Linked DNA regions of Homo sapiens: region 1 is linked to region 2. A link is a loop called in an ENCODE intact Hi-C map of the cell type or tissue named here. Cell type or tissue: GM12878. All regions are shown on one strand. Each heading gives the region's core, and the rest is flanking DNA. Links, peaks and the distances in the headings are about the cores only. Region 1 overlaps DENND5B (DENN domain containing 5B). Region 2 overlaps DENND5B (DENN domain containing 5B).

Evidence for each region. A loop is a pair of places that touch in the nucleus more often than their neighbours do. Peaks named below come from ENCODE experiments on the same cell type or tissue, not always from the same donor. Only the 100,000 strongest peaks of a DNase experiment are listed, where the experiment ranks them.
Region 1: it touches region 2 in a loop (3-fold over the local background); 2 of 110 quality-filtered maps call a loop at or near these places.

The regions. Positions count from the first base shown.
Region 1 is chr12:31,459,736-31,474,686 of GRCh38, reverse strand. DENND5B (DENN domain containing 5B) reads left to right here. Exons shown (of 21, transcript NM_144973.4): 4 at 14,306-14,493. It also overlaps the pseudogene LOC100422622. Among named protein-coding and RNA genes, the nearest start is that of LINC02387, 98 kb to the right of the region's middle. In GM12878, for the core only: no CTCF peak of the experiment used is centred there; no DNase peak of the experiment used is centred there.
Region 2 is chr12:31,397,516-31,412,466 of GRCh38, reverse strand. It overlaps DENND5B (DENN domain containing 5B), which reads left to right. Exons shown (of 21, transcript NM_144973.4): 14 at 3,083-3,204; 15 at 9,824-9,969; 16 at 12,695-12,813; 17 at 14,105-14,292. Among named protein-coding and RNA genes, the nearest start is that of LINC02387, 36 kb to the right of the region's middle. RefSeq lists enhancers at 6,167-6,336, 7,217-7,356. In GM12878, for the core only: no CTCF peak of the experiment used is centred there; DNase peaks (open chromatin) are centred at 4,682 and 5,916; H3K4me3 peaks cover 434 bases; H3K27ac peaks cover 2,183 bases.

The DNA of each region.
Region 1 (14,951 bases), core at 5,718-8,217, 61 kb before region 2:
ACTGATAAAGCTATGCCATAAATTTAAAAACATTGCGTGTGCTGAAGAGTTACCATGAAAACCCAAAGTGAATCAAAGTAGGTGGATTTCAGTGATGAAAATGTCCTTCTAGACTGATTTGAAATTCTGATCCACAGCCCATTTAAACCAATTCAATCTGTTATTTAGGAAATGCATATATCACTGTCACTTTGCAGTGGTAACTAGCTAGAAATTCTAAGTAGAGAAAATGTACCCAGGATGTGAAGGCTCTTTTCTAGGACCCCAGATCAGAAATGGGCACTTTGTTCTGCAACTGGGAAATACCTGGAGCAGCACAGTATGAAAATCAGAGTATGATTCTTTTTTCAAAGAACTAGTGGAAGAATAAAAGGGGAATTTAAACACCATTGTCTAACTTTTGATACCAATAATTGAAGTCTAAGAAACATTTTTGGGCCTTGCTTACCTCCTTTGGTTCTTCATAGTGGAAATAAACCACTACCCACACCACACTGCATGCCTGTGTGCCTTTGCAGTGCTTGTCTGCCATCCCTCTGTTCGTTTCATTCCTCTTTGAGTTGTATGTGAATTAACCTTGTCAGAAGGTGGAAGCTACTTAAAGTTTTCTTGAAAAAGTTGGGAGCTTTCTCATCACAAATTGCTAGGCATGCTCAAGTGGACATCATAGTTCTCCTTGGAACTGCCATCCATAAACCAAACAGTACTTTGCTGGTCAACTGAGAGGTATTTATAGGGCATTGTCCAAGTGACAATTAAATGCAGAAGGTTCTCCTACAGTTCCAAAGTCAGTCCAAGGGAAAAAGAGGCTCCCTATATGTGAGAATCTCTTCCTTGCATTCCTCTGGTAACAAGATCCAGTATAAACCATTTCTTTTTCAATAGGGATCTCTTTTGGGCACTGTCCTCTCCCATTAGAGTGTTTTTCCAAAATCGCCTTAGATACCGTGGATATTTCAAGTTTCAGCATTGTTTTATGTCCTTCAGTCATAGGGGCACTTTAAATCAATATCCAATAGCAAACTTAGTAGTTGCCTCTGAAATGGAAAGTCTGTAGTCCAGCACCCTGATAGTTGTCACTGGGAGGCACTCGCAGGCTTTCGACATAAGCCCTAGCCCACACTCCACATACAGAGAATTTGTCTGTACCAGTGCTCCAGCTTCTCGGTTCTACACTGCGTGAGCTCAGGCAATCTAATTCATTCCCATTTAGCATGTCCAATTAATAATGCTTGAAGGGTAGATTGACACTGTGCCCTCTGTTTTACTGTACTAGGTAGGAGAAATGGGGTGAAACAGTCAAACCTAAGATCCACTCCCATAAAACATTTAGATAAAGTGTGTTTAAACATTCCAATTTCATTCAAACTTCCTCCTTAATCCTATCAACCTTAACACTTTAATATATTATCATTCTAATTGTAGCCTGCGTTAAGGCTGTAAGCCACTGTGTTGAGGCAATGGCTCCTGCCTGTAATCCCAACACTTTGGGAGGTTGAGGCAGGAGGATCACTTGAGCCCAGGAGTTTGAGACCAGCCTGGGCAACATAGCAAAACCCCATCTCTACTAAAATACAAAAATTAGCTAGGCATGGTAGTGTGCACCTGTAGTCTCATCTACTACAGGGGCTGAGGTGGGAGATCGCTTGAGCCTGGGAGGTGGAGGTTGCAGTAACCTGAGATTGTGCCACTGCACTCCAGCCTGTGTGACACAGTGAGACCCTATCTTTTTTTTTTTAAAAAGACTTCACTAGAAGATTTTGGTGCAACAGCATATAAGGCTCTCAAATGAGTCCCAGAAACTTCTCCATCCCTTGATTATTTGACCCACTCCTGTGCATTAGGTTTTGGGTGTTCAGCAAGGTATCTTGGCCCTTTTGTGAGTCTTTATTTTGATTAATTTACCTTACTATATATCCCCAAGCAATTCCAGATCATGTTTCTAATTGTAATCTTTCCCTTCTTACATTTTAAATTTCTCTGTGCTGGGGCAAATAGAGCAGATTTGTTTGAGCCCTTTAATTTTGGGAAACCATCTGAGGGTCCTTATAGTCCATGCAACCTTTGGTAGTGCTATATTAAGACTTTCATTTCAGGCTGGGTGCCGTGGCTCATGTCTGTAATCCCAATGCTTTGGAAGGCCGAGGTGGGCAGATCACCTGAGTTCAGGAGTTTGAGACCAGCCTGGCCAACATAGGGAAACCCTGTCTCTACTGAAAATACAAAAATTAGGCAGGCATGGTGGTGTGCCCCTGTAATCCCAGCTACTTGGGAGGCTGAGGCAGGAGAATCGCTTGAACCCAAGAGGTGGAAGTTGCAATGAGCCGAGGTCGTGCCACTGTACTGCAGCCTGGGAGACAGGGCAAGACTCCATCTCAAAAAAGACTTTTGTTTCAGTCCCATCAAGGTCTGTTTTATTCACCCTATTTCTTAATAGACACTTAAAAATTTCCACCCTGCTGGGTTGAGTCCTTTGACTCATTATTAATGTTTTTATTAGCATCTGTAAGATGAGAGTAAGCTGAGATAGCAAATTCAATAAGGCTTCTCGTAATGTTAGATTTTGAAGCAGTAAAGTTACATGGAGTGCCCACATAAAAGGAGCCTCCCTAACCGCAGCATTTGCCCTGGGTAACGGATGTATTCAGCGGGTGAATATCCCGATTATCATAAAGCCAGTCCTGCGTGGCTTTTGTGCAGAGCATATCAGCTTCTTCATCTGGGGTGTTCCACTTGGAATTTATAGGGGGAATTGGGCAGTCTCCCTTCTCAAGGTAAACAGACTTCGAGTAGCTTTTATCCAGTCCTTGAGACTGGCTGGTCCCTCAAGGATTGGATAAAACAGTTCAATTCATTTCTGACTGAATCATCACCTTTGTGTCTGGATCACATATAGCCATCTGTGATTGTTCCATAGTGAGCTGTGGGCCCTGTGTCAACCCAAGCATGTTCTTCCACGCTGCAGCATTTAAAAATAAAGATACTGCCTCGAAATTAGTTCCTGTAGCAGAGATTCATCAGGAAGTGGATGATACTTATCTATAAAATGAGACTTCATACTATCCCCTGGTTTCTGTTGAGGGCAGGAGTTCAAGACCAGCCTGGCCAACATGGTGAAACTCCATCTCTACCTCCCTTGTGGCAGATTGCTTGAGGTCAGGAGTGTGAGACCAGCCTGGCCAACATCACGAAACCCTGTCTCTACAAAAAAAAAAAAAAAAAAAATACAGGCATGGTGGTGTGCGATTGTAATCTCAGCTACTTGGGAGGCTGAGGCCCGAGAATTGCAGGTTGCAGTGAGCTGAGATCATGCCACTGCATTCCAGCCTAGGTGACAGAGCGAGACTCCTTCTCAAACACAACAAAATTATGTGGAAACAACAAAGAGTGTCTCTAAGATCTCTGGTCACCAGAAAGGTACTCCACATGGGGGAACCACAAAACCAAGAAACTACAGAATACCTAAGGGTGTTGGTGAGGAAATGCCCAGGCGGTTTCCACATAATTTTTCCCGTTGGGAGTGGCTTTGAGGCTAGTTGTCACGCCCTGACCAGCAGAAATCTGAGCTTGGTCCAGCATCAAGGTTGACCTAGCACTCTTTTAAATTTCATTTTAGCTTTTACATAGAACAATAACCAAGGGATTTTATATTTAACTTTTTTCTGTTGGTTTGCATTTCCTTATATATCCAGTGAATCCCACTCCCTGGGAGGTGGATTCATCTCTAAATTCCATTAGTTACTTTTACCTTCAGTAAATGGTCTCAGCACAGCTACTGCTCCATCCCATGAGTGGCCACCCAGGAATTAAAGGTTCCTAATTCCCCACCCTCTCATTGTCCCTCTTCCCAAACCACAGGTTTCCATGAGCCTGGGCTGTTATAACAAATCTCAGTTTTTCTGACACCAAGTGAGAGAGTCTTTCCTCCCCAACACCTGTCAATTTGTGATACCAACTGGATGCCCAACAGTTCAATTCATTCCTAACTGAATGTCAGACTCCACAGGTTTAAGAGTTCATTCTCACAAGACTGTCCTCACTTCTGATGCCAGCCACAAATGAGGTATCAGGTGTCTTGGTTTATTTGTGTTACTGTAAAATACCTGAGGCTGGTTAATTTATAAAGAAAAGAAGTTTGGCCTGGTGCAGTGGCTTACACCTGTAATCCCAGCACTCTGGGAAGCTGAGACAGGCAGATCTCTTGAGCCCAAGAGTTCAAGACCAGCCTGGGTAACATGGTGAAACCCCGTCTCTACAAAAAAATTAAAAATAAGGCCGGGCACAGTGTATCACGCCTGTAATCCCAGCACTTTGGGAGGCCGAGGTGGGTGGATCACCTGAGGTTGTGAGTTCGAGACCAGCCTGACCAACATGGAGAAACCTCATCTCTACTAAAAATACAGAGTTACCCAGGCGTGGTGGTGCATGCCTGTAATCCCAGCTACTCGGGAGGCTGAGGCAGGAGAATCGCTTGAACCCTGGAGGCAGAGACTGCAGTGAGCCGAGATCGCACCATTGCACTCCAGCCTGGGTAACAAGGGAAACTCCATCTCCAAAGAAAAAAAAAAAAAAAAAGCCAGACATGGTAGTGTATGCCTGTAGTCCCAGCTACTTGGGAGGCTGAGGTCGAGGATCACCTGAGCCCAGGAGTTAGAGGCTGCAGTGAGCCATTATTATGTCACTGCACTACAGCCTCGTGACAGAGCGAGACCCTGTCTCAAAGAAAAATAAAAGAGGTTTATTTGGCTCACAGTTCTGTGCATGTGCTAGCACCTGCTTCTGATGAGGGCCTTGGGAAGCATCTACTCATGGCAGGAGGTGAAGGGGAGCCAGAATCACATGGCAAGAGGAAGGAAGCAAGAGAGAGGAGGGAGATGCCAGACTCTTTTCAATAACCAATTTTCATGGAAAGTAAGAGTGAAAAACTACTCACTCACAACCATGAGAATGGCACAAAGCCATTCATGAGAGATCCACCCCCAGGACCCAAACACCTCACCTCCAACATTGGGGCCAACAAACCATGTCCAAACCGTAGCACCAGGCCACATACATTTTTTCTTGGATGACTACAAAATCAGGGGTTCCCCAACACCATCCCCCAACCCCTCAAGTTCTATAAATTCCCAGAATGATTCACAGAACTCAAGAAAGCACTTTACTTATTGCTAACTGGTTTATTATAAAGGATACAACTCAGAAACAGCCAAATGGAAGAGAGGTGCAAAAGGTGTAGGGGTGGGTGCAGAACTGCTATGCTTTCCTTGGACTTACCCAGCACCTTAATGTATTTGCCAGTCCAGAAGCTCCTCTATATTTCTTCTTCTTCTTCTTCTTCTTTTTTTTTTTTTTTTGAGATGGAGTCTGTCTCTGTCACCCAGGCTGGAGTGCAGTGGCGTGATCTTGGCTCACTGCAACCTTTGCCTCCAGGTTCAGGTGATTCTCCTGCCTCAGCCTCCCGAGTAGCTGGGATTACAGGCACATGCCACCACAGCTAGCTAATTTTTGTATTTTTAGTAGAGACAAGTTACACCACGTTGGCCAGGCTGGTCTTGAACTCCTGACCTCCAGTGATCCACCTGCCTCGGCCTCCCAAGTGCTGGGATTACAGACCTGAGGCAATGCACCTGGCCACCTCTATTTTTTTCTTGAATAAATTTTTGTTCCTTGCTATTTTCTCTAAGAAAATTTTTATTAAGCTTTCAATATATTAGCAAAAAGTCTTAATATTTCCTTGTTTTCTTGACCCCTGTTATATCTGTAGTTTTGTCCTCCTTTTCATTCCTAATACTGTTTGTGCATTCTCTTTTTCCCCCAATTATTTTTACCTGAAGTTTGTCAATTATATTACTTCCTTTTGTTTGTTTGGTTTTTTGAGACAGGGCCTCACCCTGTCGCTCATCCTGGAGTGCAGTAGCACGATCTAGGCTCACTGCAGTCTTGACCTCCCTGGGCTCAGGCAATCCTCCTGCCTTAGCCTCCCACGTAGCTGGAGCTACAGGTGTGTGCCACCATGCCTGGCTAATTTTTTTTTTTATTTTTTGAAATGACAGGGTCTCACTGTGTTGCCTAGACTAGTCCCAAACTCCTGGGTCCAAGCGATCCTCCTGCATTGGCCTCCCAAAGTGCTGGGATCACAGGTATGAGCCATTGTGCCCAGCCCTATTACTCTTTAAAGAACCAGATTTTACTTTCATTGGTATCTTCTGTTGTACCTTTGTTTTCTGTTTTATTAATTTATGGTTTTGTTTTTATTATTCACTTCTTTCTACTACTTTTTTTGGGCTTATTAAACCTTTCTTTCTCCCCACCTGCCCACCAAAACCAGTATCTTAAGCACTTGAGTCCTGTGTTAGCTACATCCCACAAGTCTTAGTATCTGATACTTTCATTATCATTGAATTCTAAAAATAAATAAATAAATAAATAATTTGAGACAGGGTCTTGCTCTGTTGCCCAGACTGGAATGCAGTGGTGTGATCACAGCTTATGGCAGCCTCAACTTCTCAGGGTCAGGCCATCTTCCCACCTCAACCTCCCTTGTAGCTGGGACTACAGGTGCATGCCACCACACCTGGCCAATTTTTAAATTTTTTTTAGAGGTGGGGTCTCTGTATGTTGCCCAGGCTGGTCTTGAACTCCTGGGCTCAAGCAATTCTTTCACCTCGGCCTCTCAAAGTGCTGGGATTAGAGGTGTGAGCCATCATACCTGGCTAGTTCTAAGAATTTTTAAAATTTCATTTATTTTGGCCATTTGTCTTGCTTTTCTCTCTCTCTCTGTTTTTGATGTTTTGAATTGATTTAAATTTTTTTCTCATTGCAGTTTTTTCTGTTTAGATGTTATATGCTCTTTTTCTTAATGATAAATTTTGAGATTTCAACATGAACAGTTACTCTTATGTTATAGAATCTTCACAGATAACTATAAAATGCTTTAACTCCATGCCCATTGTGGCTTACTTGTTATGATTGTTCAGTTTTAATAATCCCTCAAATTAGACATTTTTATTCTATACACTTGGTTTTGTTTAAATTTACTCATAGTGACCTTATTTTGTTTTTCTTTGAAATAAGGTCTCACTCTGTTGCCTAGGCTGGAGTGCAGTGATGCGACTGAACTCCTGGGCTCAAGCAATCCTACTGCCTCAGCCTCCTGATAGCTGGGACTACAGGCACACGCCACCATGCTGGGCTAATTTTTTTCTTACTTTTTTTTTTTCTTTTTGTAGAGATGGGGGTCTCACTGTCTTGTCCAGGCTGGTCGTGAAGTCCTGGGCTCAAGCAGTCCTCTGCCTCAGCCTCCCAAAGTGCTGGGATTATAGGTGTGAGCCACTGCACCCAGCCTCAGTTATTATTTTTTGAAAATTCACATTTTATTTCATATCTTAGAGATTTCTTTTGAGATCAGTCTTCTTCCTAACATGTGTTCTTAGAAGTTCCTTTCCTGAGATAGCTTTCTCTATTAGATCTTATTTTGTCCTTGTTTTTGAAAAATAGTTCATTGGATGTTAAATTCTATGTTAAAAGTTTTTTTTTTTTCCTTAGTACTCTGAGGATAATATTCTATCATCTTAAATAGTTCATTGGATGTTAAATTATATGTTAAAAGTTTTTTTCTCTTAGAACTCTGAGGATAATATTCTATCATCTTCTGGTTTCCTGTATTGCTGTTGAGAAGTCAGCCATCACCTCTAATGTCATTCTAATGAATGACTCTCATTGTTACTCATTAGCCAGAAATCTGTCTTTTCAACTCTGGTTATATTTAAGATTTTCTGTCTTTGGTGTGTGATATTTTGACTGATTTATCTGAATGAGGCTTTATTTGTTCTGCTTGTGGTTCATTATGTTTCCTGAAATTTAAGAATTAATGTCCTTTACCCATTTTGGAAAATTCTCAACTATCTTTGTAAATATTGCATTCATGTATCTTTTTTTAATCCTCCTGAAATTCTAGTGAAACTTTTTTTTGTTGTTGTTGTTGTTTTGTTTTTGAGACAGAGTCTCACTTTATTGCCCAGGATGGAGTACAGTGGTGCAAACTCTGCTCACTGTAACCTTCGCCTCCTGGGTTCAAGCAATTCTCCTGTCTCAGCCTCCTGAGTAGCTGGGACTACAGGCGCATGCCACCATGCCCAGCTAATTTTTGTATTTTTAGTAGAGACGGGGTTTCACCATGTTGGTCAGGCTGGTCTCGAACTCCTAACCTCAAGTGATCCACGCGCCGTGGCCTCCCAGAGTGCTGGGATTACAGGCATGAGCCACTGTGTCCAGCCTTAAACATGTTAATCTGTCTTGCTCAATCTTCCATTATCTCTCAACCCTTTTTTTTTTGGAGATGGAGTCTCACTCTGTTGCCAGGCTGGAGTGCAGTGTTGCAATCTTGTCTCACTGCAAACTCTGCCTCCTGGGTTCAAGTGGTTCTCCTACTTCAGCCTCCCGAGTAGCTGGGACCACAGGTGTGCACCACCATGACCAACTAATTTTTGTGTTTTTAGTAGAGACGGGGTTTCACCATGTTGGCCAGGATGGTCTCGATCTCTTGACCTTGTGATCCGCCCGCCTTGGCCTCCCAAAGTGCTTACAGGCGTGAGCCACCACACCCAGCCTCATTCCAATTTTCTGTGTGTCTCTGTGCTGCATTCTGGGTAATTTCTCCACATCTGTCTCCTGCTTTATGAATTCTCTCTTTACCTGTGTTTAATCTACAATTAGCCCTTTCTTTGACATTTTTTGGTCACAGTGAAGCTTGTTACAGACAAACATGTTTAGGTTGGGTGGCTTAGGTGGTGTGGTGGCTCCACATTGATGTCATACTGAGGACAGGGGTCAAGTACTCCATGATTAGTCTTTGCTCTTACTTCAGGAGCTGCCAGAGGCTGTGCCTTTCATTTTCTAGTGCCGTAGGTCATTGTTGGCAATACCTGAGATGAATTTCTGTGAAACTAGGGAGATAAGCCAAATTATGCATGTGTCTGAGACCTCAAAGCCAACATAATTCAGATAATGCTCAGTCACATTGGGCCAGGCGCATGGCTCACGCCTGTAATCCCTGCATTTAGAAGGCTGAGACAGGTGGATTACTTGAGGTCGGGAGTTTGAGACTAGCCTGGCCAACATAGTGAAACCCCGTCTCTACAAAAATACAAAAATTAGCCAGGCATGGTGGTGTGCACCTGTAATCCCAGCTGCTGGGGAGGCTGAGGCAGGAGAACCACTTGAACTCAGGAGGCGGAGGTTGCAGTGAGCCAAGTTCATGCCACTGCACTCCAGCCTGGGCAACAGAGCGAGATTCCATCTCAAAAATAAAAAATAATCAGTCACAGCATCCAGGATCATAGGTGTATAATCCTCCAGCTACATCAGGAAGTCCACCAGAGGCATGCTGGATACCACCAGCAGCTTCACATCTCCATTGGCAGTGCTTGGCAGGGCATAAGCCTTGCTAGACACAGCTCCTGGTCTGCACCACCATGGCTCCTGTGCCGCCAGCCACAGGTCCAGACCTAGACCCCTCTGTTGCCCTTGAGGGGCTGACCTTATTCTCCACAGTGATGCTGGTGGACAGCATGGCAGGGGCTGAGGCAGCAGAGGCCATTGCCACCTTGGGATCTGTGCCAGAGCCATCACTAGGCACATTTTTGACAGTATGTTTTTATTGTATAATATAGTCAAGCATAATTTTTTAATGTCTACTTTTATTTCATTTTACATGCCTTAGATGTTAACATATTAATTTCTCAAAGCACGTTTACTGGCTACTCATCATGTAGTAGGTCATATGTTGAATGTTAACAATTCTGAGATTAGAAATACAGATATGTCCAGGCACAGTGGCTCATGCCTGTAATCTCAGCACTTTGGGAGGCGGAGGCAGGCAGGCAGATCACTTGAGGTCAGGAGTTCAAGACCAGCCTGGCCAACATGGCGAAACCCCTTTCTACAAAAAACACAAAAAATTAGCCAGGCGTGGTGGTGCACAGCTGTAATCCAAGCTACTCGGGAGGCTGAGGCATGAGAATCACTTGAACCTGGGAGGCAGAGGCTGCAGTGAACCAAGATCGCACCACTGCACTCCAGCCTGGACGAGAGAGTGAGACCCTGTCTCCAAAAATAAATAAATAAAAAGAAAAATACATATATTGCTCTCTAGGAGATGATGGGGTATTGGGGAAGAGAGACCATGAAGAGAGAATTATGATAGAATTGTAATGTTTCAGTGAGATGAATAATTCCTGGGATGGAAATAAAGATAGGGTACTGTTGAAGCATGTAGATAGTACTCTGGTGATAATAAGAAGTGTTAGGGAAGGCTTTCCAAAGAAGCAATTGCCTGAGGAAAAAGTGGAACCTAGTCAGGCAGTGCAAGAGGAAGGGACATTCTGGGCAGAGGAAAACAATATACAAGGGGCACAAGGCCTGTGAAAACATGGACTGCAAGCAAGTGGTCTTACTGCATATGGAGTGATGATAAGGAATGAGGCAGACAAGGGCCAAATCATGAAGAGCCTCATGTGCCTTGCTGAGGCCTGTCTTAAATATTAAAATAACTTCTTTTATACATTCATCACTTTGAGTATCAATTATAAAAAGACTTTCCTAAAATATTTAAGTTTAAAAAAAATGCTTAAAGAAGAAAACTCTGCCTTTTATTTCTTGATTCAGTTAAAAAGAATTGTCTTATTTCTGCTGAGTAATTGCATTATTAAAAAGCGTGTGGGCTGGGCACAGTGGCTCACGCCTGTAATCTTAGCACTTTGGGAGGCAAAGGCGTGTGGATCACCTGAGGTCAGGAGTTCGAGACCAGCCCGGCCAACATGGTGAAACCCCATCTCTACTAAAAATCCAAAAAAATTAGCCAGGTGTGGTGGCGTGTGCCTGTAATCCCAGCTACTCAGGAGGCTGAGTGAGGCAGGAGAATCGCTTGAACCCAGGAAGTGGAGGTTGCAGTGATCCAAGATTGAGCCATTGCGCTCCAGCCTGGGCAGCAAGAGTGAAAACTCGATCTCAAAAAAAAAATTAATAATGTGTGTGGTACTTCAACCAGTCTTGAAGAGAATACAGAACTGGAAAGAAGAATAGACATAGAACACTCACAACACATGGATGGAATAAAATCTAAGCATGTCTTTTTAAGTTATAGATATCTAGCAAAATTATATATATTCTTATCCCATCATCATCTATTCGTTCAAAAATATTGTTTTAGCCTCTATTATATGTCAGATACTGTGGTAGATACTGAGGTTACAAGAATATAAAAGGCCCCAATCCTTGGTTGAAATGATGGCCACAGAGCAGAATCTAAGGAGATTTCTCTGGATTTGGTCTTCATAGTCTATAACTGTAAATTACTGTCTCTGCCTACTCCTGGTGAGTTTTTGTTGTTGTTGTTGGGTTTTTTGTTTGTTTGTTTTTTGTTTTTTTGAGACAGAATCTCACTCTGTCACCCAGGCCTGGAGTGCAGTGGTACGATCGCAGCTCACTGCAACCTCTGCCTCCTGGGTTCAAGTGATTCTTGTACCTCAGCCTCCCAAGTAGCTGAGATTACAGGCATGTGCCACTATGCCTAATTTTTATATTTTTACTAGAGACAGGGTTTTGCCATGATGGGCGGGCTAGTCTTGAACTCCTGGCCTCAGGTGATTCTCCTGCCTTGGCCTCCCAAAGTGCTGGGATTGCAGGTCTTGAGCCACTGTGCTTGGCTTTTTGTTTTTTGTTTTTTTTTCTGAGACGGAGTCTCACTGTTGCCCAGGCTGGAGTGCAGTAGTGCAATCCCGGCTCACTGCAACCTCCGCCTCCTGGGTTCAAGCAATTCTCCTGCCTTAGCCTCCCAAGTAACTGGGATTACAGGTGCCTGCCACCATGCCCTGCTAATTTTTGTATTTTTAGTAGAAATGGGGTTTCACCATGTTGGCCAGACTGGCCTCTAACTTCTGACCTCAGGTAATCCACCCACCTCGGTCTCCCAAAGTACTGGGATCACAGGCATAAGCCACTGTGCCTGCCCGGCCTTTTTTTGTATTTTGTTAGGATTCTGTTGAACTTAAGAGGAAAAAAAACATAACATTTAGTAGTTATCAGTAAATTTTAGTCAGCACTGGGTGTGAAGTGGGCCCTATGCTTTATGGGTAAAATCAGAGAAAGTGGATGCCACTCTGTCCTTAGGAAACCCACAGAGAGGAGAGACAGTACGGGGGCCAAGTGCCATAATGGAGTCCTGTGATAGTGCAGAACTTCAATTAGTTCTGATTAGGGCACAGTTTCTACTTCTAGGGGCCATCCAGCCGACCTCAGGGGTTTCAGGTCAGCTTTTCATCCTCACCCCGCCCCCGCCCCTGGGATAAAAGACCCATATTGCCTACAGTTCAAACATCTGCCTGATTATCCTAGCAGAGTGGTAGGAACTGATTTTCTGATCTCCTCTACTACCCGCCTCACCTGCACAGAGAGTACCAGCTGTCTCAGCCTAGCTTCTTCAGTGGGCCTTGGCTGTAAAATGTGTGTATCCACCCCAGGTAATTAGGTTAGCTCTTTGTGCTCGTATGACTGACCCCTACCTTTTAGGCCACCTGGTGTTTGTTCTAGAAGTTATTCCTATAAACAGATTTTCACCTAAAATTTGAATCTTTATGAATCAAATAAGGAAAATTTTAAGTAAACTTGGGCTGTGGATAACTGATGATTCATTACCAAAAAGGTAGTCATTTAAAATTATAAAATGACACAAAAAATTTAAATGGAAAACATCCTGTTTATGCTTGGTCAGGTCTTTGAGTTGATGTGACTCAAGTAACATCTGATCATTTTCTTAACCTTTTTAAAAAGACTCCCCTAAATTCTTCCTCCCAAAGATTTTACTGTGTTTGTTCACAGTGGGTTCTGTGAAAGGATTATTACAAGCCCACAATCCATTATCCTCAATTCTACAAATCCAAAAAATTCTGAAAACCAAACATTCTTTTTGTAACTCATTCATCAGCAAAACCAGACCTGAACCAAAGTGACCCTATTCATATTCTTTGATTATCTGTCCTACTGGGACATATATGGTTTGCTGCAGAAATATTAATGTATTTAATTATAGGATACTGCCCTAGATAGTTCATATATGTGGTATATGCACCATACTGCTTTTCTAAATTAAAAAATCTGAATTCTAAAGCATATCTACTTCCAAACATTTAAATCGGACTTGTGGACATATGTAAGTATAAAGCAGCCTTTGCAGAGTGGTTTAAAAGGCTGCTTTACTATTGTGGGGAGCTTTTAATTTTGATAAACTAGTGAGTTCATGTAAATAAAACATAACAAAAACACTAATCCTTAATTTTCTGTTAACTCGAGAATACCCAGATATGATAGTTTTGTGGCTAGGGGTTAGACATAGAAAGTGTAACTATGAATGCATGTATCTGTTTGACTTCTTGTACCCCCAAAATAAAGGCTAAAATAAATATAATCAGCTAACCAAAGCTATAGCCACAGTCATATATACTGTGTAAGAAAAAAGCCTCTGATGGAGGTTGCAGTGAGCCGAGATCATGCCACTGCACTCCAGCCTGGGCGACGGGGCCAGACTGTCTCAAAACAAAAGAAAAAAGAAAAATGGGAATTGTGTAAGCATTCATGTATAAAAAAATGATCAAAAATGTTACACTGGCCTGGTGCGGTGGTTCACGCCTGTAATCCCAGCACTTTGGGAGGCCGAGGTAGGCGGATTGCTTGAGGTCAAGAGTTCAAGATCACCCTGGCCAACATGGAGAATCCCCATCTCTACGAAAAATACAAAAATTAGCCTGGTGTGGTGGTGGGCGCCTGTAATCTCAGCTACTTGGGAGGCTGAGGCAGGAGAATCGCTTGAATCCGAGATGTGGAGGTTGCAGTGTGCCAAGATCGCACCATTGCACTCCAGCTTGGGCAACAAAGCGAGACTCCATCTCAAAAATAATAACAATGTTACACTGTATCTTGTACATTTTTAGTGGGATAAATGCCAAGAGCAGTTTTATTAGTTCTTGATTCCTCCACACTTTAAGAGAATATAAGTTCGTCTACCCATGATTTTAAGAAGCAAAGAGTGTGATGTTTCCCACCTACCCACACCCCCTTAAAACTATTCAAATGAAACCATTTAATTCTTTAATTATAGTGGAATAGAACTGACCTATTTTCTGTATGATCATAAAGAAATATTTACTTTTAACGCAGAAATTTTTTTCTTAAGATCCACATTTTCCAGCTTAATGAAGTGATTGTGTTTTTACTTGGACTCTTCCCTTTCCTTTTTCCTTGTTCTGTGCAGATTATCAACGCCTGATGACTGTGGCAGAAGGCATCACCACACTTTTGTTCCCATTTCAATGGCAACATGTTTATGTGCCCATTCTACCTGCTTCTCTGCTACATTTTCTTGATGCTCCTGTCCCTTATCTGATGGGCCTTCAGTCAAAAGAAGGAACTGACCGTTCTAAACTAGAACTTCCTCAAGAGGTAAAACTACAATGAATGATGAAGCATTTGCTGTTTGCTGATTTAGGTCAAGGCGACTTTCGTTAGATTGCATTGTCTTTGTCAAAATTTTATCTGTCTCTTTGACTCTCCTAAATCTCCAAGTATGGCTAGGGGAGAGCCTGAGCTATAGAATGCAGACTCTTGATGATGACTACTACATAGTCATTAAACCTGGTTTAAAACAAGACAGTGGCTGATTTTCACAACTATAAATTTCTGAAGATGGAGCAGTGGTAGCATGATCTCATTGCTTTATTCTAGTAACATATTTTTTTTCTTTATTCACGTTATAAATTTTGTTTTTAAACAATACAGCCCAGGTTTTAGCATCCTTAAATCATTGTATCAATTGAATTTTATTTTTGACCTCTATCAAATGAAAAGTAACATGTTGCAGCAAACTAGGGATAATGGAAATATCAAACACTTCAGTATTC
Region 2 (14,951 bases), core at 4,457-6,956:
ATGACTGATGATATGAGGTGCAACAATTTTATTCTGAATCCACCTCCCCCTCCCCAGCCCCTGCGACAGCCATGGGAACATTATCTTCCATGAAACAGGTCCCTGGCGCCAAAAAGGTTGGGAACCACTGGTTTAGAGCCGGGAAACCAGTCAAGTACATGTCAATTAATTGTTAACTTTTAATTTCTTCTGTTTACTCTATCAAGAAACCCTCTTCGAGGTCAGGTGCAGTGGCTCACACCTGTAATCCCAACACTTTGGGAGGCCAAGGTGGGCAGATCACTTGAGGTCAGGAGTTCGAGACCAGCCTGGCCAACATGGCACAACCCTGTCTCTACAAAAAATAAAAAAATTAACCGGGCATGGTGGCAGGCACCTGTAATCCCAGCTACTTGGAGGCTGAATCAGGAGAATCATTTGAGCCAGTATTGGGCCACTGCACTCCAGCTTGGGCAACAGAGCGAGACCCTGTCTCAAAAAACAAAAACAAAAAAAAGAAGCTGTCTTGGATGAAATATATTGCCCTTATATTTACATTAGTGCTAATTTGAAGGCTAAGGACTTTGACTTCTAAGGAGCAAAGTTAGGCAGAGAATTCAACAAAGACCTCAAACAAGATAGCCTATTAGAGTTCCAGTGCTTTTTGTAGTTTTGTATTTGTATATATCACACTTGGATTACATACCCCCTGGAGCATTTTCAGATGAGTTTTAATGTCCAAACAGTAGGTTTGATAAAGCATGAAGTGTTGCATATAGCCTGTGAATCTGACCTTGTTTTCTTAAAACTGGCGTGGTTTTTTTTTCCAATTACAAAAAGTTATTGGCTGGGCGCAGTGGCTCACACCTGTAATCCCAGCACTTTGGGAGGCCGAGGCAGGCAGATCATGAGGTCAGGAGATCGAGACCATCCTGGCTAACATGGTGAAACCCCGTCTCTACTAAAAATACAAAAATTAGCTGGGTGTCGTGGCGCATGCCTATAATCCCAGCTACTTGGGAGGCAGAGGCAGGAGAATCACTTGAACCCAGGAGGCGGAAGTTGCAGTGAGCCGAGATCGCGCCACTGCACTCCATCCAGCCTGGTAACAAAGCGAGACTCTGTCTCAAAAAAAAAAAAAAAAAAAAAAAGGCCGGGCGTGTTGGCTCATGGCTGTAATCCTACAGTTTGGGAGGCCGAGGCGGGTGGATCACCAGAGATCAGGAGTTCGAGACTAGCCTGACCAACGTAGAGAAACCCCATCTCTACTAAAAATACAAAATTAGCCAGGCGTGGTGGCACATGCCTGTAATCCCAGCTACTTGGAGGCTGAGGCAGGAGAATCGCTTGAGCCTGGGAGACGAGAGGTTGCGGTGAGCCAAGATCGTGCCATTGCACTCTAGCCTGGGCAATAAGAGCAAAACTGTCTCAAAAAAAAAAAAAAAAAGTGATTTATGCTCATAGTGGCCAAAGTACAAAGAGGAAAATGATAATCACTTACAATCCTGCTATATAAAGAACACTAAGTATTTCACATTTTCTTCTGTACTTTTCTTCTATGCATGTTCTCTTATTAAGATACACTATATGTGCGATTCAATATCATCCTTTTTATTAGCTTAACAGTGTACCATAAACATTTCACCGTATCAGAAGAGTTTAAAATCTGAAGTCTGAATGCTTGTGTTCAAATATTGCCTTCTCTAGTTAGTGTTTGAATGACCTCGGACAAAATATTTAACTTTCCTGTATCTCTCTTTTCCCCATCTGTAAAATGACACTAGGCTGGGTGTGGTGGCTCACTCCTGTAATCCCAGCACTTTGAGAGGCCAAAGTGGGAGGATTGCTTGAGCCTGGGAGTTCAAGACCAGCCTGGGCAATATAGTGAGACCCCATCTCTACTAAAAATAAAAAATTAGTTGAGTGTGGTAGCGTGCACCTGTGGTCCCAGCAGCTTGGGAGGCTGAGGTGGGAGGCACACTCAAGCCCAGGAGGTCAAGGCTGCAGCGAGCTGTTACTGCATCGCTGCACTCCAGCAACCTGGGTTATAGAACGAGACCTCATCTCAAGAAAAATAAATAAATAAATAAATAATAAAAAGGCACTAATAGACTTACCTCATAGAGTGAGAATTAAATGTATTAATACCTATAAAACACTTGGGAAAGTGCTTAAATGTAAGTGTTTAATGAAATCTTTGCCCCATTTCATCTGTTTCTTTAGGACTGAATCCTAAAAGTAAAATTGATGAGTCAAGGGGTATGATTGGTTTAAAGTAATTGTTACCTGAATTGCTTTCCTGAAATTTTCAGTCTCACCAACTGTGAGAATGGCATTCATTTCTTCCTTGTCAACACTGGTCATCACTTTTAAGTCTTTATTAGTTTGATAGATAAAATAGATGCATTTTTTCCTTAATTATTAGGTTAAAAGTGTTTTATTAACTGTTTATATATCCATTTTTATGAATTGAAATAGAATGAATCTATTTTTTCAAGATTAAAGGTGTTTGTCTAAGAGGAGCTATTTATTTTTAGTCAAGGCTTAATGAGGGCCAGCCCCAGTGGCTCATGCCTATAATCCCAACATTTTGGGAGACTGAGGCAGGAGGATTTCTTGAGTCCAAGAGTTCAAGACCAGCCTGGGCAATATAGCGAGACCCCATCCTGGAAAAAAGACATAATGGGAAAGAAACAAAAGAAAAAAAATGGCCGGGCATGGTGGCTCATGCCTGTAATCCCAGCACTTTGGGAGGCCGAGGCAGATGGATCACCTGAGGTCAGGAGTTGGAGACCAGCCTGGCCAACATGGTGAAACCCCATCCCTACTAAAAATACAAAAATTAGCCTGGCGTGGTGGCACATGCCTGTAATCCCAGCTACTCATGAGGCTGAGGCAGGAGAATCACTTGAACCCAGGAGGCAGAGTTTGCAGTGAGCTGAGATTGCACCATTGCACTCCAGCCTGGGCAACAAGAGAGAAACTCTGTTTAAAAAAAAAAAAAAAAAAAAAAGACATAATGAAAAGTACATGATACTACTGTCTTGGTTTTTTTTTTTTTTCTTTGATACTACTGTCTTGTGCTTGTCTTACCCTTTCCTAGGAAGCTTTATAAGCGATATGCTTTTCTACGTTGCGAAGAAGAAAGAGAGCAGTTTCTTTACCACCTTCTTTCTCTCAATGCTGTGGACTATTTCTGCTTCACCAGTGTGTTCACCACTATCAGTAAGTCTAGAGAATTGACCGTTAAGGGTTACTGAGGTGACCAATGCAATAAAAGCATTTATATTTTTTAAAGCAAGATATGCCATAGTACATGTGACATTGTGACATACGCCCAGGTCTCTGTTTAGGAGTAAAGGATATTCCCCAAATGCTAAGAGTGCTACAGGAAACCCTTGGCTGTCAGGCTTTAGAGAACGCCTTACTGAAGAAAAGTACCTCACTGGAGATGATACCTTCTGTCAGTTCCAGCCAGCATCCCATGACTGAACAAAGGGCTGTCCCGGAGCTCACCATGGGGGTTAGATAGATGAGGATTTCATTGAGACTGCATCGAAGCTTAACATCTTGCTTAACCAATCCTGCTTTCCTTCTCACATGTTGGTCCCAGGAGCAGCATTGTCCATGCTAATTTCTGACTCAGAGATTTCTTCCCAAGAAACCCAGTCTTTGATAGGAAATGTTACCTACAATAGATGAGAAAAGGAATGTTTTATTAAGTAAATATTTCAATATCTTAACGAAAACACATAAAATCAAAGTATCTGTGTGTTAATAATAAACTTATGCAATTGGACATCATTCAACTTTGGAAGGAAATGCTGATTGGAGAATTTTTTTTTTTTTTTTTTTTTTTTTTTGATAGAGTCTCACTCCATCACCCAGGCTGGAGTGCAGTGGCACGATCTCAGCTCACCGCAGCCTCCACCTCCTGGGTTCAAGGAATTCTTGTGCCTCAGCCTCCTGAGTAGCTGGAATTACAGGCACGCCCCACCACACCCGGCTAATTTTTGTATTTTTAGTAGAGATGGGGTTTCACCATGTTGGCCAGGCTGGTCTCGAACTCCTGACCTCAAGTGACCCACCTGCCTCAGCCTCCCAAAGTGCTGGGATTACAGGCATGAGCCACCACGCTGGACCTGGAGATTTTGTTGTTTTTGTTGTTGTTATTGTTTTTGGTTTTTTTGAGATGGTGTCTGGCTCTGTCACCTAGGCTGGAGTGCAGTGGTGGAATCTCAGCTCACTGCAACCTCCGTCCCCTGGGATCAAGCGATTCTCCTGCCTTAGCCTCCCAAATCACACATCTGTATATAGGCATATGTCACCATGCCCGGCTAATTTTTGTGTTTTTAGTGGAGACAGGGTTTCACCATGTTGGCCAGGCTGGTCTCAAACTCCTGACCTCAGGTGATCCATCCGCCTCAACCTCCCAATGTGCTAGGATTACAGGTGTGAGCCACTGAGCCTGTCCAAGAGATGTATTTTTTATAGAAAGCCGAATGATAGCATTTATTCTTTCCTTCATTGCTAATTCTTATTTGCAGTGGGTCCTCTTCCTTACTTTGGAGAATTTTTACTTGTATCAATTAGGAATTGCATTTAGCTGCAAGTATCAGAAACTTGAAAACCAGTGGTTTACAGCATAGTAATTTCACTTACATAATAAAGGTCTCAAAGTAGGCAGTGGGCAGTGCTGTCACGGACCCAGGCTCATTGTCTTTTTCCTGTTAGACATGCTCTGTGTGTGCTAGTTACCTCATGGTTTCAACATGGCTGTTCTCAGCATACCTTCCAGCAGGAAGGAGAGAGTGCCAAGGAGGGGCAGGATCTGTGCTAGAAAGACATAATTTTCCAAAAAATCTCAATAAATATCACTAACATTTCACTGGCCAGAATTGTGTAGGTTTTGGCTTTCCAGTCTCTGGTAACGGAAGACAAAGGAAAAGGGAATTGGAATGGGGATTAGGCCATCCTGTAATGCCTGTCAAGTTACTATTCGTTGATTAGGTTACTGCAGGTGTAAGAAACTAAAAAGTTATATACAGTTTTAAAATTGGGCCGGGCGCGGTGGCTCAAGCCTGTAATCCCAGCGCTTTGGGAGGCCAAGGCAGTTGGATCACAAGGGCAGGGGTTAGAGACCAGCCTGACCAACATGGTGAAACCCCGTCTCTACTAAAAATACAAAAATTAGCTGGGTGTGGTGGTGGGCGCCTGTAATCCCAGCTACTCAGGAGGCTGAGGTAGGAGAATTGCTTGAACCCGGGAGGCGGAGGTTGCAGTCAGCCGAGATTGCGCCACTGCACTCCAGCCTGGGCGACAGAGCGAGACTCCGTCTCAAAATAAATAAATAAATAAATTAATTAATTAATTTAATTAAATCGAAGAGGCCAGGCACAGTGGCTCACACCTGTAATGCCAGCACCTTGGGAGGCCAAGGCGGGTGGATCACATGAGGTCAGGAGTTCGAGACTGACGTGGCCAACATGGTGAAACCTCATCTCTACCAAAAAATACAAAAATTAGCCGGACGTGGTGGCGCTTGCTTTAGTCCCACCTACTCAGGAGGCTGATGTGGGAGAATCACTTGAACCCGGGAGGCAGAGGTTGCAGTGAGCCAAGATCACACCACTGCCCTCCAGCCTGGGTGACAGGTTGAGACTGTCTCTAAATAAGTAAGAAGTAGTAGCAGTAGAGGATTCCTAAAATCCTCCTTATATCTGTAGATTTCTCTTCATCTGAGTAACTCTTTCAATTTGAGGAATTCTTCATGAAAGAAATTTTTAAATTTAATCATATTGCTTTTTCATACTTAAACTATGAAATCACTGTTGTGCATCTGTGGGCCTTTTGCAGCCACAGAACTGCTGACCCTAAACATGCCTTTTTCTGCAGATTTTCTTAGCAGTGCAAGAAATGAGAAAAGCCTCTGGCACCTAAAATAAAGTCTTAACACTAACCTCTTCTGCTTTCAGTTTCAAAACCCATTTGATTCTGATGATTACTAAACCGTGAATATATGGCCTTTTCTCTGACATTTTCCTATCCTAAAGCCAAAATAAAAGGACACAAAGGGAGACTCTTCACCTAACATAAAGAAAGTCTTTTATGTAAAATTAGGGAAATGAACCATTTATCTCATTTGTTTTCCTCATCTAAGAGTGCACTGAACCATGAGCTCATATTGTGAGGCTATATCTAGGCACCTTCTTTAGTAAATGTTTTTCATCCTACTTGTAGATCTTTCACGGAGGGCTTCTAACACCCCCTCTTATGATCAAATGGGCAGAAATCCCAAGGATAACAACAAATATTGATTCTACCCTACTTAAAAAAAAAAATGGCTGGGCATGGTGGCTCACACCTGTAATCCTAGCACTTTTGGAGGCCGAGGTGGCGGATCACCTGAGGTCAGGAGGTCAAGACCAGCCTGGCCAACATGGGGAAACCCTGTCTCTACTAAAAGTACAAAAATTAGCTGGGCATGGTGGGCGCACACCTGTAATCCCAGCTACTCCAGAGACTGAGGTAGGAGAATCGCTTGAACCCGGGAGGCGGAGGTTGCAGTGAGCTGAAATCGCCCCACTGCACTCGAGCCTGGGCATCAGAACAAGACTTCTTCTCAAAAAATAAATAAATAGTGGCCAGGTGCGATGGCTCACACCTGTAATCCCAGCACTTTGGGAGGCCTTGGTGGGTGAATCACGTGGTCAGGAGTTCAAGACCAGCCTGGCCAAGATGATAAAACCCCGTCTCTGCTAAAAGTACAAAAATTAGCTGGGCACGGTGGCAAGCCCCCGTAATCCCAACTACTTGGGAGGCTAAGGCAGGAGAATCACTTGAACCCGGGCGGCAGAGGTTGCAGTGAGCTGAGATTGCACCACTGCACTCCAGCCTGGGAGATAGAGTGAAACTCTGCCTCAAAAATACATACATACATACATACATACATACATACATACATACATACATACATGGCAGGTGGCTCATGCCGGTAGTCTTAACACTTTGGGAGGCCAAGGCAGGCAGATCTCTTGAGCTTAGGAGTTTGAGACCAGCCTGGGCAACATGGCAAAACCCTGCCTCTACTAAAACTACAAAAAAATAGCTGGGCGTAGTGGTGCACACCTCTGGTCCCAGCTACTGGGGAGGCCGAGGTGGGAGGATCACTTGAGCCCAGGAGGTGGAGATTGCAGTAAGCTTGAGATCGTGCCACTGCACTCTACCCTGGGTGACAGAGCGAGACCGTGTCTCAAAAAAAAAAAACTTTAAAATTTTACAATCAGGCCAGGTGCAGTGGCTCATGCCTGGAGTTCCAGCACTTTGAGAGGCCAAGGCAAAAAGATCGCTTGAGTCCAGTTCAAGACTAGCCTGGGCAAAATAGTGACATGCTGTCTCAACAAAAGAACAATTAAAAAGTTAGCTAGGGGCCGGGCACGGTGGCTCATGCCTGTAATCCCAGCACTTTGGGAGGCCGAGGTGAGCAGATCACCTGAGGTCAGGAGTTCGAGACCATCCTGGTCAACATGGTGAAACCGCATCTCTACTAAAAATACAAAAAATAGCTGGCCGTGGTGGTGTGCAGTTGTAATCCCAGCTACTCAGGAGGCTGAGGCAGGAGAATCGCTTGAGCCCGGGAGGCAGAGGTTGCAGTGAGCCGAGATCATGCCATTGCACTCCAGCCTGGGCCACAAGAGCAAAACTCTGTCTCAAAAAAAAAAAAAAAAAGCTAGAGGTCGGACGCGGTGGCTTATGCCTGGAATCCCAACACTTTGGGAGGTTGAGGCCGGTGGATCACCTGAGTTCAGGAGTTCGAGACCAGCCTGGCCAATATGTCAAAACCCCTTCTCTACTAAAAGTACAAAAATTAGCTGGGCGAGGTGGCAGACGCCTGTAATCCCAGCTACTTGGGAGGCCGAGGCTGGAGAATCACTTGAATCCAGGAGGCAGAGGTTGCAGTGAGCCAAGAATGTGCCACTACACTCCAGCCTGAGCGACAAGAGTGAAACTCTAAATAAATAAAGTTAGCCAGGTGTGGTAGCGTGCACCTGTAGTCCCAACTGCTGGGGAGGCTGAGATGGGAGGATTGCTTGAGCCCCAGAGATCAGGGCTGCAGTGAACACTGATTGGGCTGCTGCACTTCAGACTGGGCGACAGAGCTACATCCTGTCTCTAGAAAACCAACAAACAAAAAACCAGAAATGTATGGCTGTGATGGACAAAAATGCTTATGTGCTTAAACCATCTGCCCCCTTTTTGTTTTGAGATAGGGTCTCGCTGTGTTGCCCAGGCTGGAGTGCAGTGGTGGGATCAGAGTTCACTGCATCCTTGACCTCCCTGGCTCAAGGGATCCCCCCTCCTCATCCTCCTGAGTAGCTGGGACTACAAGTGTGTACCACCAGACCTGGCTAATTATGTTTTTTATTTTGTATAGAGACAAGGTCTCACTTTGTTGCCCAGGCTGGTCATGAACTCCTGAGCGCAAGTGATCTGCCCACCTCAGCCTTCCAAGGTGCTAGGTAGGATTACAGACATGAGCCCCCGTGCCTGGCCCTGTCTGCACTTTTTTTTTTTTTTTTTTTTTTTTTTTGGAGATGGAGTTTCACTCCTGTTGCCCAGGCTGGAGTGCAATGGCACAATCTCGGCTCGCTGCAACCTCTGCCTCCCGGGTTCAAGCGATTCTCCTGCCTCAGCCTCCTGAGTAGCTGGGATTACAGGTGTGTGCCACCACACCTGGCTAATTTTTGTATTTTTAGTAGAGACGGGGTTTCACCGTGTTGGTCAGCCTGGTCTCAAGCTCCTGACCTTGTGATCCACCCACCTCGGCCTCCCAAAGTGCTAGGATTACAGGCCACCACATCCAGCCGTTTTCTTTTTTCTTTCTTTTTTTTTTCTGAGGCAGAGTCTCACTCTGTTGCCCAGGCTGGAATGCAGTGGTGCAATCTCAGCTCACTGCAACCTCTGCCTCCCGGGTTCAAGTGATTCTCCTGCCTGAGCTTCCCAAGTAGCTGGGATTTCAGGCGCCTGCCACCACACCCGGCTAATTTTTGTACTGTTAGTAGAGACGGGGTTTTGCCATGTTGGCAAAAAAAAAAAAGAAAAAAAAAGAAGGGAGGACATGCATAACATCTAACCTCTCGTGCTTCCACATTTGAGCAAAGGACAGTGATAGGGCAGTGACATCTAGTGGTCTGTCTGTGGAAGAGCCTCCCTGGGCTCCTCTTGCGTGTGAGTCACCTTAATAGCTTTCAAAGTTGTGGTTTATAGACTTCACGATATGTCCAGAGTGGAGGTTCCATTGTTTATTATTTGTGGTTTTTGCATATTGTTCTGTAAACTTGGGACAGGAAAGTTCTGAAATGCAGTGCTTTAAAGCATTGCCCAAGAAACTCAATACTGTCCAAGAAGTCATCCACCCCTCTTTTTATATAAAACCATATCAGTAATCATGTTCATTTCTATTCAATTTTGTTACAAAATTAATTTTTAAGAAAATTTAAGCAATGAAAACACAATATACACAGTCAGTGTTCACATCTTTAGGTATTCTCGTGCTAATGCTTGAGATTGTTCATACGTTTAATGTTGATATATGCATCATACATACATGATGATATACATGCTGTGAAAACCACTGCTACGAGTATTGAGACTTCTGGTTTGCAAACTAGATCTCATCTTTCTAGACTGAAAGGTTATGATCTCAACTTTTCGTATAAGTACATCTTGATAGCTCATAAAAAGCAAATTATCAATGAAAACCAACAAGAGTTCTTAATATATGTTTTGTTATAAGGAGAATTTTATTCCCGCTTTTTAATTAATTTCTGCATTTTTCTTTCAGTGATTCCGTATAGGTCAGTGATCATCCCAATCAAAAAGCTGAGCAATGCAATAATCACATCAAACCCTTGGATCTGTGTATCAGGAGAGCTGGGAGACACAGGAGTAATGCAGATTCCCAAAAACCTCCTCGAAATGACCTTTGAGGTAGGTTCAGCTAATACCTTTCCTAGAAGAATGTATCACGTGTAGTTTTACAGATGATTCTGTCTGGCTTTTTCATTTTTCCTTGAATCAAATAAAATAGAGGAACACTCAAAGCGTGCAGGATCATTTTTGTGATTATATGTCTAAAGTTGTCTTAAGCAGCTTATATACTAATTTGTTTTGCATTTTCATTGTTAAGCTCTATTTTTCACTTGTAATGATGTGCTTTGGGGCTTTCTAGGTCTTCTCCTACTATTTTCAGGGTCTAGCACAGATTCTAGCAAGCAGGAAATATTCAAATAAATGTTTTCCCCGCGGTGGTTCTCCTCCCTACTGTAAAATGTTTTCTGCCCAAACCTGGTCATCCTTTGGCAAAAGGACAGGAGAGCTGATATTCATGCTTATGGATTTTTTTTTTTTTTTTTTTGAGACGGAATCTTGCTCTTTCGCCCAGGCTGTGCAGTGGTGTGATCTTCACTCGTTGCAACCTCCACCTCCTGGGTTCAAGCATCTGCTTACTGGTTTTAGACCACATGGTGACATTTATAGAATGATTCTATAAAAATGCCTTTTGGCCAGGCGCAGTGACTCATGCCTATAATCTCAACACTTTGGGAGACCAAGGTGAGCAGATTGCTTGAGCCCAGGAGTTTGAGACGACCAGCCTGGGCAACATGGTGAGACTCCATCTCTACAAAAAATACAAAAATTAGCTGGGCATGGTGGCATGCACCTGTAGTCTGGGTACTTGCAAGGCTGAGGTCACTTGAGCCCAGGAGACAGAGGTTGCAGTGAGCCAGGATTGTGCCACTGCACTCCAGCCTGGGTGACAGAGTGAGACTGTGTCTCAAAAAACAAAACAAAACAAACAGCCACCTTTTAATATTGTAGTCAATTTTCAGTCTTACTTGGTGAAATAGTTCCATGGGGTTAAGCCTGTACACAGGTTGATCTTGGTGGAGGAAGAGGACAAATAATTGTTGTGTTTGAGGAAGGAAATGGTACGAACTGAATGTCCCATTCTCATGTTCCTTGGGGTCTCGAAATAGCAGTTTCCACTTAGAGTCATGATGCCCTCCCGCCCCCAGGAGCCCAGTTTGGCCTTATCCATGCAGTAGACTCAAAGCCACCTGTATATAAAATATTAAAACCCTTGGCTTTTCTTCATCTAACAATAATGAAAGTACATTAAAACCCCCATCATTGCCATTTCTAAGCTGTCTCTCTCATGTCTACCTACTTCTTTCCATCTCTGCTGCACAACTAATTCAAGATGCCATCATCCCTAAGTTAGAGCATGGTGATGCCTTCTCACTGAGATACAAAGAATAAAGTGCTTTAAGAACTCGTAGCTCTGGCCGGGCCAGTGGCTCACGCCTGTAATCCCAGCACTTTGGGAGGCCGAGGCAGGCGGATCACCTGAGGTCGGGAGTCTGAGGCCAGCCTGACCAAAATGAAGAAACCCCCTCTCTACTAAAAACACAAAAATTAGCCGGGCATGGTGGCACATGCCTGTAATCCCAGCTTCTCGGGAGGCTGAGGCAGGAGAATCGCTTGAATCCGGGAGGCGGAGGTTGTGGTGAGCGGAGATTGCACCATTGCACTCCAGCCTGGGCAACGAGAGCGAAACTCTGTCTAAAAAAAAAACAAAAAAAAAAAACTCGTAGCTCTAATGGGTACAAAAAAATAGAGTGAATAAGACCTAGTATTTGCTAGCACAGCAGGGTGACTATAGTCAACAATAATTTAACTGTACATTTTAAAATAACTAAAAGTATAATTGGATTGTCACACAAATGATAAATGTTTGAGGTGACAGACACCCCATTTACCCTGATACAGTTATTAGGCATTGCATGCCTATATCAAAATATCTCAATTAATCCATAAATATACACATCTACTAGGTACCCATAAAAATTAAAAATTAAAATTAACCAAAAAAAAGAACTTACAATTCTGATGTTGTCATCCAGCACATTGTTGGGGTCAGTGATCTTTTCATTATCAGATTTTAGAAGTCAGAATTTAATTAGTATTCATTTTTGCTATTCCTATTATCATTGCTTTATTTTGTACTTGTCCACAAAGGACCAGTGAAGATAACTTATTGATAACTATGCCTTTTAAAAAATAGCTTCAAAGACTTCTAGTATATGAGGTCTGAGGTCAGTTCTGCCTTAGTATCTTATTGGAACAGAAAAATATCAACATCTCATGTACCCTATAAATATATATACCTACTGTGTACCCACAAAAAATTTTCTAAAAAAGAAAAGAATATCAGTGTCAGTGATTTTTAAAATCTATAATTGTTTTCTTGACCTCTTTGTAACAAAATCTAAATAGCATCTTTTTCCTGTTTTTAGAAATTATTCTTACCCTTCAAGGCACAAGTCACTGTCTGTGTTGTTTGTGGGTTCCCCAAGTAGAAGTAACTGTTCCTTCCCCAGCGTTCTTCTAGCACTTTTTACATCTCTAATCTAGCACTGTGTGCAGTGCCCCTCATTTGGTAGTTAATGTCCATATGTCTCCTATCTCATTATGTGGGAGCTCCCTGAGAGCAAGGAATATATGTGAATATATTTCTCTAGTGCATAGCTGAATACATTATGCAGGGTTTGTCTCTGCAGTTGTTAAATTAGACGGAACCAAAGTACCTGTAAAGCTGAGATGTAACAGGATGGGATTGGGTACTAAATAACCTAAGGTCCTGTCCCTACAGTGCCAGAACTTGGGGAAGCTGACCACTGTTCAGATTGGTCACGATAACTCAGGACTGTTAGCCAAATGGCTAGTGGATTGTGTCATGGTCAGAAATGAAATCACAGGACATACATACAGGTAAGTAAATGGCCTTGGGAACTCAGAATTCTTTGTTTTAAGACTCTTCAGGTAAGAAAAGGTTTAAGAATTGTAGGCCAGGCACAGTGGCTCACACCTATAATCCCAGCACTTTGAGAGGCCAAGGCGGGTGGATCACCTGAGGTCAGGAGTTTGAGACCAGCCTGACCAACATGGTGAAACCCCATCTCTACTAAATAAAAAAAAATTAGCAGGGCATGGTGGTGTACGCTTGTAATCCCAGCTACTTGGGAGGCTGAGGCAGGAGAATCGCTTGAACCCGGGAGGGGGAGATTTCAGTGAACCGAGATTGCACCGTTGCACTCCAGCCTGGGCAACAAGGTGAAACTCCATCTCAAAAAAAAAAAAAAAAAAAAAGAATTGTTTGAACTCTTCCACTGCCTTCTGAATTTTAGGGTTTTTTTTTCCAGGTGAGGGGGGCAATTTTTTTTTTGTTTATGTCATACAAAATTGCCCCCCAAAAAACTTTTTTTTTTCTTTCTCTCTCTTTTTTTTTTTTTTTTTTGGGCTGAGACAGAGTTTCACTCTTGTTGCCCAGGCTGGAGTGCAATGGCGCAATCTCGGCTCACTGCAACCTCTGCCTCCCAGGTTCAAGCAGTTCTCGTGCTTCAGCCTCCCGAGTAGCTGGGATTACAGGTACCTGCCACCACGCCCGGCTAATTTCTGTATTTTTAGTAGAGATGGGGTTTTGCTATGTTGGCCAGGCTGGTCTCAAACTCCTAACCTCAAGTGTTCCACCCACCTTGGCCTCCCAAAGTGCTGGGATTACAGGCATGAGCCACCATGCCCAGCCTCAAAAAACTTTTTAAAACAACAGATGTTTGCTGCTATTGCTTAGTCCACAAGTGTTGGAAAGATTAATATAACTCTCAGAAAAAAAAGAAAATAAAAAAGAAGCCTAAAATAATTTCAGTGGGAGGAAAAGATCTCTTGGATTCCACTAGTCACAGCCAACACTACTCTATGGAAACATTGTCCTCTTTTCTTCTGTGCCTGAACTCCCAAATTAATTTCTAGTTTGAAAATATTCTGACCGGGTGCAGTGGCTCACACCTGTAATCCACACACTTTGAGAGACTGAGATGGGGGGATCACTTGAGGCCAAGAGTTCAAGACCAGCCTGGGCAATGTAATGAGACCTCTCTATAAAAAACACAAAAATTAGCCAGGTGTGGTGGTGCACACCTGTAGTCTCAACTACTCAGGGGGCTGAGCGGGAACCCTGTCTCAAAAAAATAAAAAATAAAAAACTTGTTTTCTGTCCTACCAGATTCCCATGTGGGCGGTGGCTGGGGAAAGGCATTGATGATGGGAGCCTGGAGAGAATTCTTATTGGAGAGTTGATGACATCAGCATCAGATGAAGATCTAGTAAAGCAGTGTCGGACTCCACCCCAGCAGAAGTCACCCACCACGGCTAGGAGATTGAGCATCACTTCACTGACAGGAAAAAACAACAGTAAATTTATTTAAATTTTTCTTATGTGCTCCTATGATGTAGGCTTCATGTGACCATTTGATAGAAAACAGTTGTGTTAATGAATGTAGTGAGGAGATTTTAAAAAGAAGAAAGTTGAGGAAAATTCATAAATATTCAAAAGCCGGAAGAGTTTAGATGTTAAAATCTAATTTTTTAAAAAACTTGCATGCTCTGTTTTTATTAAGCTGTGGAAATATGAGTAAATATTTTACCTGAAACTTTTATTTTTTGAGACAAGGTTTCACTCTGTTACCCAGGCTAGAATGCAGTGGCACAGTCTCAGCTCACTGCAGCCTCTGCTTCCCGGGTTCAAATGATCCTCCCACCTCAGCTTTCCAAGTAGCTGGGACTACAGGCACACAACATCACACCTGGCTAATTTTTGTATTTTTTATAGACTGCCTTTCGCCATGTTGCCCAGGCTGGTCTTGAACTTCTGAGCTCAAGCGATCTGCCTGCCTCAGCCTCCCAAAGTGCTGGCATTACAGGCGTGTGCCACCAGACCTGGCCTTGCCTGAAACTTAAAAGAGAAATAATAATAGTTATATATTACAGTACTCCCAGATAGCCATATCTAGCCTTTTTTTTTTTTTTTTTTTTTTTTGTGAGATGGAATCTCACTCTGTCACCCAGGCTGG